Regions from separate parts of the Mus musculus genome. Here region 2 is linked to region 1. The links are chromatin loops, found by intact Hi-C in ENCODE. Cell type or tissue: left cerebral cortex. All regions are shown on one strand. Each heading gives the region's core, and the rest is flanking DNA. Links, peaks and the distances in the headings are about the cores only.

Evidence for each region. Peaks named below come from ENCODE experiments on the same cell type or tissue, not always from the same donor. Only the 100,000 strongest peaks of a DNase experiment are listed, where the experiment ranks them.
Region 2: a loop joins it to region 1, with 2.0 times the contacts of the local background. A loop is called at or near these places in 4 of 42 quality-filtered maps.

Annotation. Positions count from the first base shown.
Region 1 is chr6:28,750,358-28,755,732 of GRCm38, reverse strand. All of the region lies in intron 15 of Snd1 (staphylococcal nuclease and tudor domain containing 1), which reads right to left. Among named protein-coding and RNA genes, the nearest start is that of Lrrc4, 79 kb to the left of the region's middle. In left cerebral cortex, for the core only: no CTCF peak of the experiment used is centred there; DNase peaks (open chromatin) are centred at 1,402, 1,886 and 2,313; H3K27ac peaks cover 3,268 bases.
Region 2 is chr6:28,797,254-28,802,628 of GRCm38, reverse strand. All of the region lies in intron 16 of Snd1 (staphylococcal nuclease and tudor domain containing 1), which reads right to left. Among named protein-coding and RNA genes, the nearest start is that of Lrrc4, 32 kb to the left of the region's middle. In left cerebral cortex, for the core only: no CTCF peak of the experiment used is centred there; DNase peaks (open chromatin) are centred at 1,467 and 2,593; H3K27ac peaks cover 406 bases.

The DNA.
Region 1 (5,375 bases), core at 188-5,187:
ACTTGGACTGTGAAATGGACATGGAAGGACTCACTGGACTTTGGAGTCCCTTGGTGAACCTAAGTATCTGTCATGCTGGGTGTGAATTTCCTAGGGGAAACTCTGATTCAGCCCAGCCCAGGTAAGATGTGTATAAGACCAACTGATACAATTAGAAGACACACAGAAGCCTGTATCAGATATGTGAAGTGGAAGTTAGGGAAGTAATACGGCTCAAATGCTACTATGATGAAGAAACCAAAGGAGCCAAGTCTAGTCTAGACCTTCGTTTTACTAGGCCTATCCTCTCAATAACTGATAAATATGATGTGATAGTACTTACCGCAAGTTCAAACTCATAGCAGGAGGCATACCATCATGAAAGGAGGCTTAGAATTACATCTGTCCAGGCCATGTAATGTCTTTTATTACTTAGTGTATGACATATTATGTGCAGCAATAAGACAGATTTTATTGTATTTTTGAAAATTAGTGCTAAGGTCTAGGCTCAAAGCCCTGCACATAGCAGGCAATGTTCAGCCAGAGAGCACATGCCCAGCTGCAGGCATCAGGCTCTGAGTTAGTGAATTACAAGCTTGTACCTCACCAGCCTCGTAGGTGCTTATATCTTATTTACTCAGGAATTAGTTAGCAGAGGAGAGAGAGAGAGAGAGAGAGAGAGAGAGAGAGAGAGAGAGAGAGAGAGAGAGAGAGAGAGACTGAGCAAGCTTGCTTTAGAAAGAAATAAGGGAAATTACTTATATCAACTGCAGAATTTTGGTTGTCTACCCAGAATGCACCTTGATTTGCAATATGCATTTGAGACCCTTTTACACTATTTTAAAAGTGTATAGTGAGTGTGTGTGTGTGTGTGTGGGGGGGGTGTAAAAGAACTGGTCTTTTACCAAAAAAGGTCCCTGTAAGTCAGAACTTAAAGAAACAAAATCAGATATTGAATTATAGAAAAAGCACTACATGTGTGCTGATCAGCCAATGCAAGCTTTCTGCCCTTAATCAGCAAGCTCCAGGTTAGGAAGAGCTGGGAGAGGCTGGGAAGGCTCTGGTCCCAGTCCATGACTGTGCAGTTTTCATTTGGTTCTCGAGATCTTTATGATGAAGTTGCTATCTACCATGAGCAGGGGCTGGGCAAGAGGATTTAACTGCTGGCACCTCTCATCTTAAGGGGCTACTTCTGTGCTGGCAATTCACGATCTAGTATGCAGGGCAGTGAAGTCCAAATGCTAACCCTTCGAAGGCCTCCACCATCTTCTTTTCTTCCCCTGCAGTGCTGAGCAATAGCAGGTGTAAGTAACCACTGGCTTTTACAAGGGGGGATGGGAGCACAGATACAGGCAAGAACAAGTATCTGTTACCATGTCTTCCACCCACTGCTCTGGGAAGGAGAAAACTCTGCTCTCTTCAAATCAAAGCAGGCTGCTTACAAGGAATACCACATGAGTGAGAAAGATGGCCACTCTACGCAATATGCCTATTTTGATACGAAGGGTTGTTGTTGTTACCATTTCCCAATCAGTAGCACTCACGAGCATATCTAAACTTGGAAAAGAATAAAAAAAATTCCCTGTTAAACAATGAGAATCAAGAGTAAAAAGAAATAGCAGTTTGCTGAAAAACAGACTAAAATATATCAGGGCCTTAGAGTTATTTCTGCATTCCCTGCACATACAACATCATTCATGAAGAAGGCAATGGTACAAATATAGCATAAATGTCGTCTGCTCTAGCTTGTAATTTAAAATGCAAATGCTAATGAGTGAACTGGCGTATCAGTGGAGTTAATAACCGCATGCCTAGCACAGGGGCTGCATCCAAAACACACACCGAGAAGAGACAGACACCATGTTCCAATTTAAAAATAAAAACACCCAAATTAACCCTAGAAAAATCACTAGCAGATGTACAAGCTCAGGAAAAGGAGGCACACAAGGGCAGGGAAACAGGGACTTCTCTGCTAGTCTGCTGACTGGTAGACTTAGCCACCTTCATCCACAGTAAAGGTGTGCACAGGAGTCCCAGTGTTTATCCGGGAATTCTATGTAAAGCAACATTAGACTACACAGAAGGGAGGACTACACACAGGGAAGCCTGAGAGCGCCAATGTCAAGTTCTTCCACAGCCCATTTTAGAACCCTGTTAGCAGGGAGCCATAGAAGATGTACTTCTCATTTATTTTTTCATAGGCAAAGAGAAAAGAAACCCTGGTTAAACCTTTCCAAAACCTCTAAGTAATTGAAATAAATGGAAAAAAGCTTCAGTAGTGACTGCATTTGTCTCAGATGCTTCCCACATATGACAGGGACTTCTGTGCCTCATTTCTGCACATATGGGGCGATGCCTGGCACCTCTCCGTCAGAATAGGAATGTTCCTATGAGGCACAGCTCCCAGGGCTTCGGTGGCCTCATGCGTGGTGAGTCAAAGTCTGTGAGGCCTTGTAAAGGCCAACTGAGGGAATGCGCATGGTGGCCCACACCAGGCAACTTTCAAGTGTGTAGCTCCCATACAAACTGTACAATTTCATGCAAATCCAGACATCAGTTGGAGAGACCCCAGCAACTTTATGAACAAGCTGCAAGGGGAGCAATGACCTAGGGCAGAAGAGAAGGGCCAAGACCATTTATTTCATTGTTCAATAATGAACAGGTTAAATGATGTAAATTGAGAGGCAGTTCTCATAGCAACCAAGATACTTCTTACAAGTAGTGTGTACTGTTCATGCTGAGGCTACTCACTACAAGAAATGTCATAACATTTCTCTTAAAAAATAATTATTAACTGTTATATATATGCTTTGCTTGCATGTAGGTCTACATACATGTGTTTGCTTGGTGCCTGTGGAGACCAAAAGGGGGTGTCAGATCCCCTGGGACTGGTGTTACAGAGAGTTGTGAGCTGCCATGTGGGTGCTAGAACCAAATCTGCAAACAAGTGCACTTAGCTGCTGAGCCATCCGTCCATTCCTCCTTTTAATTTTAAATCATCAAATTATTTCCTCCTTTTAGTTTTAAATCATCAAATTATTTTTTATGTTTCCTGTCTTTCATCCAGGGTCTGCTTCTATAATCTTTCTGGCCAAGCAGACTCCCTCATAAAGCTAGGCTAGTGGAGAGTAGCCTAATCTAGGATGCCTTTTCACCAGTGCTAGTTGGTAAATAGAAAATGCCAGCAAGCTGATGTAATGGTGCTGAGAGAAAACTACAACAAACAACCCTCTACCAAAATGTATTCTGAAAATGCCATGGAATGCAATGGGCACAACCAGAGAGACTGTGCTATAACTGAACACATGCCAATGGACCTCTCAGATCCCTGGAAACTTCCTCTTCACCATTCCCTGCCCTAAGAAGATTCAGCAAGGAACCCTTGTTGAAGTAGAAAAGGAAGAGGAGGAGGAACTGTAAAGGAAAAAGCACACAGCCCTGCTTCTGGCTCCTTCTCAGGGCTCGTACTCTCTGTGAATGACAGGTTTTGTTTCTACCAAGGATCACCCTTATCTCACCTAAACCAAGACTCTGAACTAATAAGACCACAAAAAGCACTGGCAGCCTTCTGCGAAGTCGAAGAGTTCAGAAGGAATCTTCCCAGCGATCAGCCAAAGGCATTCCAAGTGGAGGATTATACAATGTTTCTTTGGCACACAGAACCCAAGTGAGACAGGATCAATTGAACAGTTTGACTTGGAGGCCACAGAAGTCTGACACACTCCACAGAGGGTTCCACAATGAAAAGCCCCTGGCTGACACAGGCTGACACAGAATTGCCATAGGGCCTTGCTGTTTCCTTCAACCCCTGGTCACCATCATCATACCAAGATAATTTGGCTTGTCTGAATGAAACAATTGTTGAGGAATCTGAAAATCAGAATCCTTAAGTGTTTCAGCTACAAGGTCTGTGGCTCCCTTAAACTATGCTGAACAAATTTTATTTTTACTGATGACTTTATTACTTTGCCTTGTTCAGAAAAATATTTGAAGTGGCTATTGAACTAATTGAAGCCCTCCCTCTTGTCTCCTGAAACACTATTTTATCCTTTGAGCCCTATGGTCCACTCCCAGATACGGGCATTTCCATTCTCACTGAAGATGACATACCATTAAAATACTATGGAACAGGGTACCCTGCCTTGGCCCAAACTAGCAGTCTGTCCCACTGGTCTCTGAATCTAGAACTTCTGGGTTTCAGAGCAGGACGGTTAGCTCTCTAAGAGTATCACAATGCTTATTTACTGTTTCAGAATCTCCAAGTGAGTCTCATCTGTTTGTAATTTAAGGTTGTGTTTCTCTTTCTCCTACCTCATGTTTTGTTTGCTATTATTACTGTTTTGAGACTGTACTCCAGGCTGGCCTGGAACTATGCCAATCTTCCTGCCTTAGCCGCTCATGTGTCGGGATGACTGATCTGAACAGCCCAGCTACCCTATCCTTAAAATATTTGTTCCCCTTTATGTCTATACATTCCTTCCTGCTAGAAGGCTCCAACTTTATCATGCATTTCTATCTTCCTTAAGATGGTGCCCAGAGGACAGAAAACATTATTAAATAACCATGCCAATGAATGTCTCATAAGTTATGAGGCAGTGCATTCTGGGGCTGGTTCATGATTGAGAAGGTAGACAATCAGCCTACAGTTAGAGGCTTTGCTCTTTCACCTGCCCGTGAGCAGGCAGAGACTTCACGCTGAGGCCACAGCACTGAAGCTCAATGGGAGGAAAGTCCTTTGAGAAGAAGTTTGTTGAGAAAGTCCCACAGAAGCAGACACAGCGATGAGGACTGCATCCTTTTCGTAAGGCAATTCTTCTGAGAACTGAGACAGGCAAAAATGTTCTGCCTAGATAGCCAATCTGCCAAAAGAAAAGCTCCACATCTTCTGCTACCTTCCCTGGAAGGTTTTTCATCCCTCAATTACTTGTTCTTTCCTCTGCTCTTTTGCTGTGCTTTGCATCTGGGTTTGCCATCCTGTATTACCCTCCCCCACACCCCTCCATCCCAGTGAAATACAACTGGTACAATGGCAGTGTTGGCAGGCAGGGACTTTAAGGGATGGATTATTTACTGGAGGAGTAGGAGTTAGGAAGTGACCCTGCTCTTCGGAATTTTTCTCTTTTAGTTATACACTTGCCCTTCAACTTTCTACCTTGAGTTGAAGCAGCAGGGGTTCCCACAGAAGCAAGCAGATGCTGGTACCACTCGGGATTTAGATGACACGGCTTCCAGAACTGAGAGCCAGAATCCACTTCTTCCCCATACGCATTACCAGTCTCAGCTTAGCTGGGTCATGGCCACAACACAAAAGGAACTAAGACAATTCTTACGATGTGCTGCTTTCATTTATGATAATTCTAATTTTATTATTACTTGGTTTTATATGGCTGTGTATA
Region 2 (5,375 bases), core at 225-5,224, 47 kb before region 1:
AGTTCCTCAATCAGAAGTCGCATATTCAGTCTAAGAACTCTAATGTCTTCCTTCCTCTCCCACTGAGTGCAGAGAGCTTTTCCAGAGAACCATAAATAATAATAGAGCAGACCTTCTTCTCAGACCCTAAGATGGTGGGGAAATAAATCCCTTCCCTTTACAAAAGCGAGCATCTCTGTGTACTGAGACAGATGGGGAGCTACGAGCATCGTAGGTTTGTTCTGACAAGGTGCAGATAGGAAGCAAGTGATGAGATGTGAGGTTGGAGAAGTGGCCAAGGAGATATATAAATTAGAGATGACACTTTATCCAGAAGCAAGGGCGCCATGTCTTTCTAGATGCATAGTCAGAGTCAGACTTGCCTCCTAAGAGAAAGACTACAGAAACAGGAATATGGCTATACCTTACCAAATGAAAGGACGTGGCTACATAGAAAGCAAGGTCCAGAAAAGTTAAAACAGCACATGAAGCAAGCAGTCAGATGGTCAAAAGCTGGAAGAACAACACAAGCAGAGAAAATACCCAGGGAGGCAGGACCACAGCAAATCCCTCAAGCCCAAGAAAAGACTCAGAATAGAATGTTTCACGGAACAGTGTCAGCCAATGGTTGACCTTTGGGAAAATCCTTTATTTCTAGACACTCTGGAGTTGGAAAACAATAACAAAAAAGATAAGATATGGCGTAAAAAGTAATCCCTTTCTAATAGCAAAATTAGCAATCTCTGAGGAGCAAAGTGCTTCACTGGGAGTGCAGTGTATTTTAGCATCGGCCATACCACCAGCCAGGAGAGGAGCAGGTGTACCTGAGCTTCCTGTACTGTGAGGCTGGGAGAGCAATTTTTGCATACATTTGTTGTGAAACATATACAGATTAAACAAAGCCCTCAGAACTCTAGCAAACACTATGAACCTAAGGTCCCTTTTCCTGAGGCCCTTTATATGGAAACAACAGTGAACTAACTGAACAAACTCAACTCTGGAACGCATCACTGGTAGGTGGTGTGCTGTCCTCTCCCAACCAAAAGCTCCTAAGCCCCTGCAGGGGAAGAGAGTGTTTAAAAAGGCTGCACATACATCCCACTTTCTCTTGGATGGTAGCTAGGATAGCCTAGAGTAAAGTGACTTCTGCACAAACAAACAAACAAAAAAAAAAAAAAAGGAAAGAAAGGAAGGAAGGAAGGAAGGAAGGAAGGAAGGAAGGAAGGAAGGAAGGAAGGGAGACACACCTGAGCAGCCTGTTTGATTTTCTAGCACGTAGTTATTAGAGGCTCAGTGAGAGTTCCTAGTGGGCAGTGGCAAACACCAAGTGTGGGAGAGCAGGTTGCACTGGAGCCATTAAGACCAGATGAACTGCACACTCCTGAATTCCCAGGACTGAGCCATTCTCAGCACTGTGTGCTACCCTTCTCCTCCAATGACTCTCCTTGGCAGGGAGTAGGCTGCATGAACAGATGGACCAGGAGGCTGAGAGAACACATTACACAGCGCTGGAGGAGCACTATGGGGCGAAGCCAGAGGGTGCAGAAAAGACCTGGTTACACCAACCCTCATCCCCCTCTCACACAAGAGGGACTATAACATGAAACCTAAGTGAAGAAGATGGGCCCATTTTTCTTTCAATGCTAGGCTTTCTTTCCTATGTATATTCCATTCCTTCTCAGATAGACCTAGTCATCAGGTTCCTTCAAACAGGCATTCCTCCCCCCACCCCACAGTTGTAACAGTTGCTTATAATACTTTATAGTCTTTTCCTTTGAAAAAAACTAGGAGTTGGGGGTCAGAGGAAAACTAGGGCTATGTCAGGGTTACTGAAGCTGCAGAATGGGTTCTGGAGGGGAAATCTTCCTTTCTGATGCCAGCAGCAAGAGGGAAATAGGTCAGGGCAGAGTGTTCAGCTAGAGCTGTCCAGCATGGGGGTGTCATTATCCAGGCATCATCAAGGAACAACTTTGAAGTCTAGAGAGGATAAAGGGGTCATCAAAAAAACACTGGGAAGGATTACCAAGCCCCTGTAGACTCTCCCTCCAAAGCTATATCCGAGACAGCTTGAAACTAGGAGAGAGTTAAATTATAAAGGCAGGAGAAGCATGAGCTGCAAATCTGCCTGGGGTACATTGCAAGACTGCCTCAAGTAAACCTGTTTGACACCGAGCTTTTATTAATATAGCTCCTCCTTTGTAGGTTCAGGTTTCTCCAACACAGCAACAACTGGAGTGCCGGCATATAGTGACAGGTTGGTGAGTATATGCTGGCTAGCTGGCCTTCTGGAAGATGATGTCAAAAGAGCACAGATGTCTTGTACTCATGACAAAGATCTCAAATGACTCTTTGATGGATGGATTGCTAGATCAATCTTTTAGACAGAAATACCAAGGCAAGGCAGAAAAAAATTGTATTCTCAGTACCACATGATAACTGGGTGTGAAGACCAGGAGTTTGTACTTTTAAGCCAGTTATCTACCCATTAGCTAATTCTATCTCTCATCACTACTTCTGGGAAGATGCTAGCAACAAGTGCAATTCCCTATCTGGGAAATTACACCAGACCTTCCTGTCCTTGGCAATGTAGCAGGGAGTTGCTTTAAAAAGGCAACTGCATGGTAGGGGTGGGAGGAGAGGATAAAATATGTCACAAAACACATGCTAGCCAATGGGACACAGAACTTACAGCTGACATAAAACAATTTTATGTTGCATGGCTCATAAGCAACCCAGCACCTCAAGGTCAGAGACTTCTCGAAGCTCCACATGGTTACGATGAGCCATTTAACCCAATTTAGCATAGTCTATACTACAGGGATTATAAGCAAACTTGTCTGGAGCCCATACAATTTCTGACATCCTTACTCGACTCCATTACACTGACTTATGGTGTACAAGCAGTCATAGACAATGCACAAAGAATCTCCATGCATATTCTTCAACAAAACTTTATTTGCAAACAACTGGCAGAGGGCCAGATTTGCACGGCCCTAGCATGCACATTTTGGTCAGCCTGGGAAGAGATGTTGAGTGCTCTGGACTTCCTTGGAGTAAAGGTAAGAATTTAAATCCCCCAAAAGGCTCTTGGCTGCCCTGAGCTTCAGGTCAGAGAATCAGGTAATAACCTGGTATTTGACTTCTAGCTCTTCCTGCCTTAGGGCTGGCAATGCCTCCTGCATGCCAGACCACTGCCCAGGACCAGGATTACTAAATCCAGGAGAAGCAAGCCAAAAGGGATCAGTGTTTAAAGGGAAACACCAGGTAGCAGACAAGAAAAAGAAGTGGTGTGATGAAAAGGCCAAGAGAGCCACTTAGGAAAATGGGACTGAACGGTGGCTGCAAATGTCAGTAGTTCCGTGATACATATGGCAGTCGTATATGTACAAGGCAAGCGTGGGAACCATGTCCCCTAATATGGGAGGCCATCTGAAATGTAGAGAAGCCTCACCTGCCCCGTGCAGGCCTGCCCTTACGTAGCAATGGGATGGAAAGGCAAGCAGTTTTCTACTTACTCAAAGCAGAGGGAGAGACAGGTATTGGTGCCCTGCTTATCCAAAGCCAGGAAAAATAAGTAGTAGTTCTTAGTGTCTGCATCCTGAGAGCCAGCTCCCATCTCTTTCTTGACTGCCTAGTAACAGTGACCATGGTACTTTCTCAGTATCTAGATCCTTCTCTGGTCATGCTGCGCTTCTTCTTATGGGAATCCAGTAAAAACTTTGAAATGTGAACTGTTCTCGCCCCTTAGTAATACAAAGTTCTAGTATATGGGGAAAGCAGGCCAAGGTAGAGAAATTATGGGCTCAAATGAGATAATGAGAACAAAGGTTTAAAAACTTAAAAGGGGAGATGGAGCAGGCCCAAGGACAGTCAGATCTTCAAAATACCAAGTTACGCTTGATTATCAAAGGAAGAGGAACAAACATAAAACCAAAGCTCAAGTGCAGCTATTCAAGCAGCAGCATGGCTCCTGAAGGGCCACAGGGCCTAGCTACACAGGGCCCGGGGGCTCGTCCCATACAGTCACATGGTCCTTTTTACAATAACCAGGGGCACCAGCATATGGAGCTTCTCCCTGCCTATTTCTGTGGAGGTGTGGGAATGTAAGAGCTTTGTTCTCTAAGAAGCTCTATGGAGGAGGTGAAGTTACTACACGGGATAGTAAATAAACAACACTTGCCAAATGAAAACCTCCTTTGACTGTCTTACCATTCAGAAACCAGTTTTTATCTATTCTATGAAGGGAAATGCCCAGGAGAGTTGGCTACAGCTGGCTCTTTTAGTCAACATCTTAAATTATTTGTGGTTTAGGCCATACTCCCATTTCCTCTGGATAATGACCTTTCAAATCAGTTTGACCAAGTAATCATATCAGGTGCTCCAACAGTGCAGAATGTTCATTACTGACAGACCCTAAACAAAGGGCTGTAAAAGACTGAGCCACTACAATCAAGAAAGACAAATAGCAACTTTGGATTAGACTAAGGTTCTGCAAACTTATAAGGAAGAGGCATCAAAGAAAGTGGAGAAAAATGCCACCTTTCCTGCCAGTAAGTATTAAAAATACACAGATAAGAGTAAGGCCACAATAAACAGGAGGCAGTAAGAATATTTGGCCGTAAGTTTTAGCTGCCACCTGGGGGCTAGAAACATGGCCAGGAAGAAAAGGAGTCGGGGAAACAAGAGTTGAAAAGAAAAGAGAAAGTCACTATAAGACAGCAGTTCTCAACTTGTGGGTTGAGACCCCTTTGAGGGCTACCAAGACCATGGGAAAACTCAGATATTTACATTATGACTCTTAACAGTAAAAAATTTACAGTTATGAAGTAGCAACAAAAACAATTTTATGGTTGGGGTCAGCACAACATGAGGAACTGTATTAAAGGGCCGCAGCATTAGGAAGGCTGAGAAGCACTGCTTTAGGCGATGTTGGTGAAAAAGAGGAGTCAGGTGAGACACGTGATATTCAGTTCAATGTCTCACTCGTGTCCTAAGGGGTTCCTCCCTGATGTAAGCATAAGAAACCAGCAAGAATCTGCTGCTATGCCAGGCTAGTGGCACACGCCTTTAATCCCAGCACTTGGGAGGCAGAGGCAAGCAGATCTCTTTAGAGGCTAGCCTAGTCTACATAGTGCATTCCAGGACAGCCAGGGCTACACAGTGAGACCCTATCTCAAAACAAACCAAAAAATAAAAGTAAATTAAAAAAAAAAAAAAAAAGGAAAAGAGAAAGAAAAGGATTTTCTGCTACTTCCTCTCTGGTGCCTCAGGTCATAAACTAGAGCGGGCTCTCCTGCTTTCTCAGTTCCTGTGAGGACAATGTTGAAAGGTCTACAAAGGCAGCAGGGAGGTCTGTAATATTTGCCCCTTCCAGCTAATCTTCAGGTGTTGGTAGA